2 separate regions of the Homo sapiens genome follow, and region 2 is linked to region 1. A link is a contact called in ENCODE Hi-C data. All regions are on one chromosome and are shown on one strand. Each heading gives the region's core, a stretch centred on a gene start or an enhancer-like site at or near the end of the contact. The rest is flanking DNA. Distances are from core to core; before and after follow the strand shown. Region 1 holds the start of GK-AS1 (GK antisense RNA 1). Region 2 overlaps DMD (dystrophin).

Region 1 (2,700 bases), core at 11-2,510:
TGTTTTTGTCCCATTTTTAAAGCCTTGTCATATTTGCACAGCTATGCCAGATCTGTTCCTCAAATACTTCCTGTGGTTAAAAAGCCATTTTATATATGTAATGATACAGAGTACTGTATGTATGTCTACATATATAAAAATGTATAAACAGAACAATTGTGGCATTCTGTAGCTTTGCAGTAACATAGTAACTTCTCATAGAAGCTATGAATGATGGAATATACCAGCATATTCATTCTCTAGTTTACTTACATTTTGACAACTGACAACAAGAAGGCATGACCATTTGTAATTCAGTTAATAGAACTGAGGACAGGTCCCTACATTTAATATTACCTGACGTTTGGTTTGGAGTGACTCTGTGGAAGTAATTTACATTAATAATCTATATGAATGAACTATCAGAGCTAAAAAAAATTTCTTGGTATTCCTAATGGTTCGTGCTGATACTTCTTTTTTTTTTTGCCTTCAGGATCTTTTTATAATAGCTTTATTGAGATATAGTTCATATTCCACACAATTTACCCTTTTCAAATATACAGTTCAATGGTTTATAGTAATACTATATTTACAGATTTTTACAACCATCACCACAATCTAACTTTAGAACATTGTCACCACCCCAAAAAGAAACCCCATAACCACCCCCTATCCCCCAGCCCAGGCAACCACTAATCTACTTTCTGTCTCTATGGATTTGTCTGTTCTGGACATTTCATATGAATGGGATCGTACAATATATCGTCTTCTGTGCCTGGCTTCTTTCACTTTGCATAATGTTTTCAATGCTCATCCATGTTGTAGCATGTATTAAGACATCATTCCTTTTCATAGTCCAATAATACTCCATTGTGTAGACATACTGCGTTTTATCTATTCATCAGTCAGTGATATTTGGCTGATACTTTTTTAACATTAAAGAAATTAATGAAGTCAATATTTACATTTAGTAAGAACCTTCACATATATTCTCATATTGAGCCTCACAGTAATTTGTTTAGGTAAGTGTTGTCATAGTCATCATTTTATAGGTGAAGAAATGGAGGCTCAGAAAGCCTAAGTAACTTAGGCAAGTTACTTAGATGAACTTGCTAAGATTAACTTACTAAGTTACTTAGATTAGTTACTAAGATTACACAGCAATTAAGTACTAGAACTGGGACTCAAAGCCAGTTTATCCAACTCTGAAATATGTTTTTATTGTTATTGCCACAGCTCTAGGTGATTTTGTTTTAAAGAAAAATTACTTACTAGCTAGCTTCTTTGCTTTTTGTTTTCTTGATTTACTATACTGTTAGATATGGGAAACAGACTTGAAAAAACTTTTAATGTGGCCTCTCCCAATAATTTTATGAACAATATGGCAATATATTTCTAAGTGATAACATACCTCAGTAGCTTAGCAACAGACAGAAAATTGTTCAAGAAGCAAACTGATCAAAGATCAATGTCCACCTATGGGGACAAATCCAAGGGTGTGCTGGAAAGCTCACTTCTTTTCCTCATCCCGTGAAAAACTTTTATTAGTGACTTAGATAAAACTATGTTTGTATTAGAAGACCTAGTTTACATATTTGTCGGAGTCTCAAAATGGAAACTGAATTCTGTCCATCTGATTGTGTCATACACAGAATATGCTCAATAAAAACCTTGGATAGTGATAAAATATATTCTGTCTTGAATTCCTTTTTTTCTTTAGGGTTCTGTAGCTATAGCTGGTGCTGTTATTCGCTGGCTAAGAGACAATCTTGGAATTATAAAGACCTCAGAAGAAATTGGTGAGTGTGTTCTAACAAAAGGTTAGAAAATCTGAAAAATGACACATTTCAGTATTTTATCTCTGCAAAGTAAATACTTATGCTTTGCCCCAAATGTGATCCATAAATTATATGGATCCCTATTATGAGTTTGACTTATGCAAAAGACTATCTTGTGAAGATTTATAAAACAAGGAATTGACATAATTAGTGGTGGTTGTTAATAAACTGGCAATGTAGGGCATAAAAATTACCCAAGTGTAAAATTGAACACTGGAGATTGCCAGAACCTGCAGATAGAGAAGTTGAGTTAAATTTATCTGATGAGAAAGAGCTTTAACTCTTAGATTAGAGTGAGCATTAAAACTCTGGTACCTATAATTTAAGTATTAATACGGCTGTTTTCAGTCTATAGATAATTAGTTTGAACTTACCTACTCACTCTTTCATCCACTTGCTTAACTTTGCCTGAAGGTGAGACAATCAGAAATACATTTCTGATTAGGGACACACTAGAGGCCACTTTTTCATCTCCTAGTCAGCAACCTTAAAAATAGTGGAAATGAGCTAAAATACCTTAAATAAATGAATCTGGTTCCTTGATTTCTTGAGCTAGGCTACATTTTAGTGGGGGGTATTTAATGTGAGAGAAACTCATTTCTGTTGATCCTAGCATACTACTGTAGTTAGCAACATTTTGCTCTACCAATGAATTGGAAACCAAAACCCCTGTCCTAATTTTTCTAATTTTTAAAATAGGTATGCTTATATAATAATACACAATATTTGTGTGATTTTTGTTTTGTTTTGTTTTTAATGTTAGAAAAACTTGCTAAAGAAGTAGGTACTTCTTATGGCTGCTACTTCGTCCCAGCATTTTCGGGGTTATATGCACCTTATTGGGAGCCCAGCGCAAGAGGGTAAGTATTGAAAATATGGAGTG
Region 2 (3,096 bases), core at 260-2,759, 500 kb after region 1:
CATATTGTGCCACATAATGACATTTCAGTCAACAATGGACTGCCTATATGACAGCGAGCCCATGAGATTACACTATTATATATTTTTACTGTATCTTTCTATGTTTAAATACGTTTCGATACACAATACTTACTATTGTGTTCCAACTGCCTACAGTATTCAGAACAGTCACGTGCTGTACAGGTGTATAGCCTAGGAGCAATAGGCTATCCCATACAGCCTAGGTGTGTACTAGGCTATACCATCTAAGTTTGTGTAGTACTCTCCTATATTGACATAACAACAAAGTTGCCTAACAACACATTTCTTAGAACATATCCCCATTGTTAAGCAACACGTGACTGTACATACATTTCCATTAACTCCTCAGCCCCCTCCAACTAGCTACCACCCCACTCTTCTCCCCTTCATAAGTAAATTTCTCCAAGAATCATTCATACCTTCTCTAATTCTCCACTTTTGGTTCACTTTTGAACTCACCACACCACTTCCACTGTGCCTCTAAAATCTCACCAAAGTTACTAGGGACCTTCCTGTTGCTAAGTCCAATGGGCATTTTCCGCAACTTTATGCTGACATCCCAGCAACATCTGACCCTGGTAACGGGTTCTTTCTTTCTTCCCATGGAGCATGTGGCATCATAACCTCTTGGAATTTTCCTTCTTTCCTCCTGGCCATTCCTTTGCAGTCCCTTCTGTAGGTTGCTTATCCTGTGTCCTAAATAACTTCCCTTCTCACGCTACACTTTCCTGGAGCTATCCAATCCTCTCCCCCGTTACAAGCAGCACCTACAGGCTCATGATCCCTAAACGTTGTTTGTATATTTCTCCTGAGCACCACAGCTCCGTGTCTAACCTTACCAGACAAGTCCCACATTCACCTGATATTCCAAGCCAAGCACCTAAGTGTCTTCCTTGACTCCCTTTCACCCACCACATCAAGCTTGTCCAACCTGTGGCCCAGGATGGCTTTGAATGAGGCCCAAATGAATTCGTAAACTTTCCTAAAACATTTTTTTTTTTTTTTGCGATTTTTTTTTTTTTTTTTTTTTTTTTAGCTCATCAGCTACCGTTAGCGTTAGTGTATTTTATGTGGGGTCCAAGACAATTCTTCTTCCACTGTGGCCCGGAGAAGCCAAAAGATTGGACATCCCTGCACCACATCAAATGAATCACTGAGGCCTGTCAAATCCACTTCCTAAATATTTCTAAATTCTCTCCACTTATCTCCCTTACTACTCTGCTAATTCAAGCCACCACATTGCTGGTTTAGATTACTGCAACAGGTTTTTCTCCTGTCACTCCCACATCGCACCAATCCATACTCTGTTCCACAGCAAGAATCATCTTTCTAAGCGACAATCTGATTATGTCACCCCCAGGCCAAATCCCCTGACCTCTAAATTCCTTAACTTGGGTTTTAAAAACCTTGCACAATCTGCTTCCTGCTTCTCTCTCCAGCCTATTATTTCACAATAGATCTTTCCCCTGGAATTCTGTGCTTTAGCCATACTGACATATTTTCAGTTCCTGAATGTGTCATGCTTTCTCTGGGCCCTTCAGCACATGCTCTTCTTTCTGACTAGAACGCTCTTCCTAGAGAGAGAGCTGCTTACTCTTCTAGAGTTACCTAGCTTAGACATCACCTCTTCAAACAAACATTCTTTGAATCTCATTCCACACAGTTAGCTGTTCACATAGTACCCCATTGTCCCACTGTTGCACAACTAAATATATGACATTGAAATGGTCTTGGAAATAGAGACAAGATCACTTTATTTTTTTAACCAACTGTAGACATTCTTAATACATTATACATATATTTGCTTATGTCTACAAATTTCATGAACATCCTGGTTATCCCTTGTTAGACTGTAAGTTCCATCAGAGCAGAAACTGTGCCTGTTGGGCCGGGCGCATTGGCTCACGCCTGTAATCCCAGCACTTTGGGAGGCTGAGGCGGGTGAATCACCTGAGGTCAGGAGTTCGAGACCAGCCTGACCAACATGGTGAAACCCCGTCTCTATTAAAAAATACAAAAATTAGGCCGGGCGTGGTGGCTCATGCCTGTAATCCCAGCACTTTGGGAGGCCGAGGAGGGCGGATCACAAGGTCAGGAGATCGAGACCATCCTGGCTAACACGGTGAAACCCCGCCTCTACTAAAATTACAAAAACAAAATTAGCCAGGCGTGGTGGTGGGTGCCTGTAGTCCCAGCTACTCCGGAGGCTGAGCCAGGAGAATGGCGTGAACCCGGGAGGTGGAGTCTGCAGTGAGCCTAGAACGCGCCACTGCACTCCAGCCAGGGTGACAGAGCGAGACTCTGTCTCAAAAAAAAACAAAACAAACAAACAAACAAACAAAAAACAAAAATTAGCCGGGCATGGTGGGGCATGCCTGTAATCCCAGCTACCTGGGAGGCTGACGCAGGAGAATCACTTGAACCTGGGAGGTGGAGGTTGCAGTGAGCCCATATTGCGCCACTCCACTGCACTCCAGCCTGGGCAACAGAGCAAGACTCCATCTCAAAAAAAAAAAAAAAAAAAAAAAAACAGAAAAAAAGAAAAAGAAACTGTGCCTGTTTCATGGGCATATCATCAATGCACACAGACCCTCAGACAATAGTAGAGTTATACATAAACTATTTGATGACATGATAGAGCTGTGTAACACTTCAGGATTTTTCCACAGATGTATGATAAAAAAGGAGGAAAGCAATTCTGTCATTTTTCCTCTACCACTTCATTCATCTGCACGTTAGCATTCAAGCTAATAAACCACACATGTCTATGAAGTTTGGTTTAGATCAGATAGTCATAGTCTTCTAATACTAAGTACATTTTGTAAAAAGAAAAAAAAACAAAGGTAGAACAAGGATTGTGCAAGTTTCACAAAGGTAATTATGGATGCCGATGCCAATGCCAGTAGTTGGAAAATAAAAATTCTCAATATCTTAATTCAACATCAGTAGCTGAGGAATGGTGACAGGAATGATTCTAAAAATAAAACAAAACATTCTAGGCAAACTCTAGGCCAAGGATACATTAAAGAATGAATTATACATTGCAACAGGAATTGTGACAGCTGTTTCTCCCCT

The links. Hi-C counts contacts between places; a loop is a spot of excess contacts on that map. Pooled maps may share reads with other maps.
Region 2: a loop to region 1 is called in a map with no recorded cell type, with 3 times the contacts of the local background. The contact joins the enhancer-like site here to the promoter of GK-AS1 in region 1. A Hi-C loop is called at or near these places in 8 of 37 single-sample maps with no recorded cell type and 5 of 50 pooled maps.

What each region holds. Positions count from the first base shown.
Region 1 is chrX:30,716,839-30,719,538 of GRCh38, forward strand. It overlaps GK-AS1 (GK antisense RNA 1), which reads right to left and starts at 1,261. Exons shown (of 1, transcript NR_046603.1): 1 at 1-1,261. GK (glycerol kinase) reads left to right here. Exons shown (of 21, transcript NM_001205019.2): 14 at 1,700-1,778; 15 at 2,581-2,677.
Region 2 is chrX:31,219,867-31,222,962 of GRCh38, forward strand. The region is part of intron 64 of DMD (dystrophin); the gene reads right to left. Among named protein-coding and RNA genes, the nearest start is that of FTHL17, 150 kb to the left of the region's middle. Within about 2 kb of position 1,510, at least 4 of the 41 ENCODE cell types and tissues checked have a DNase peak (open chromatin) inside an H3K27ac peak, as active enhancers do.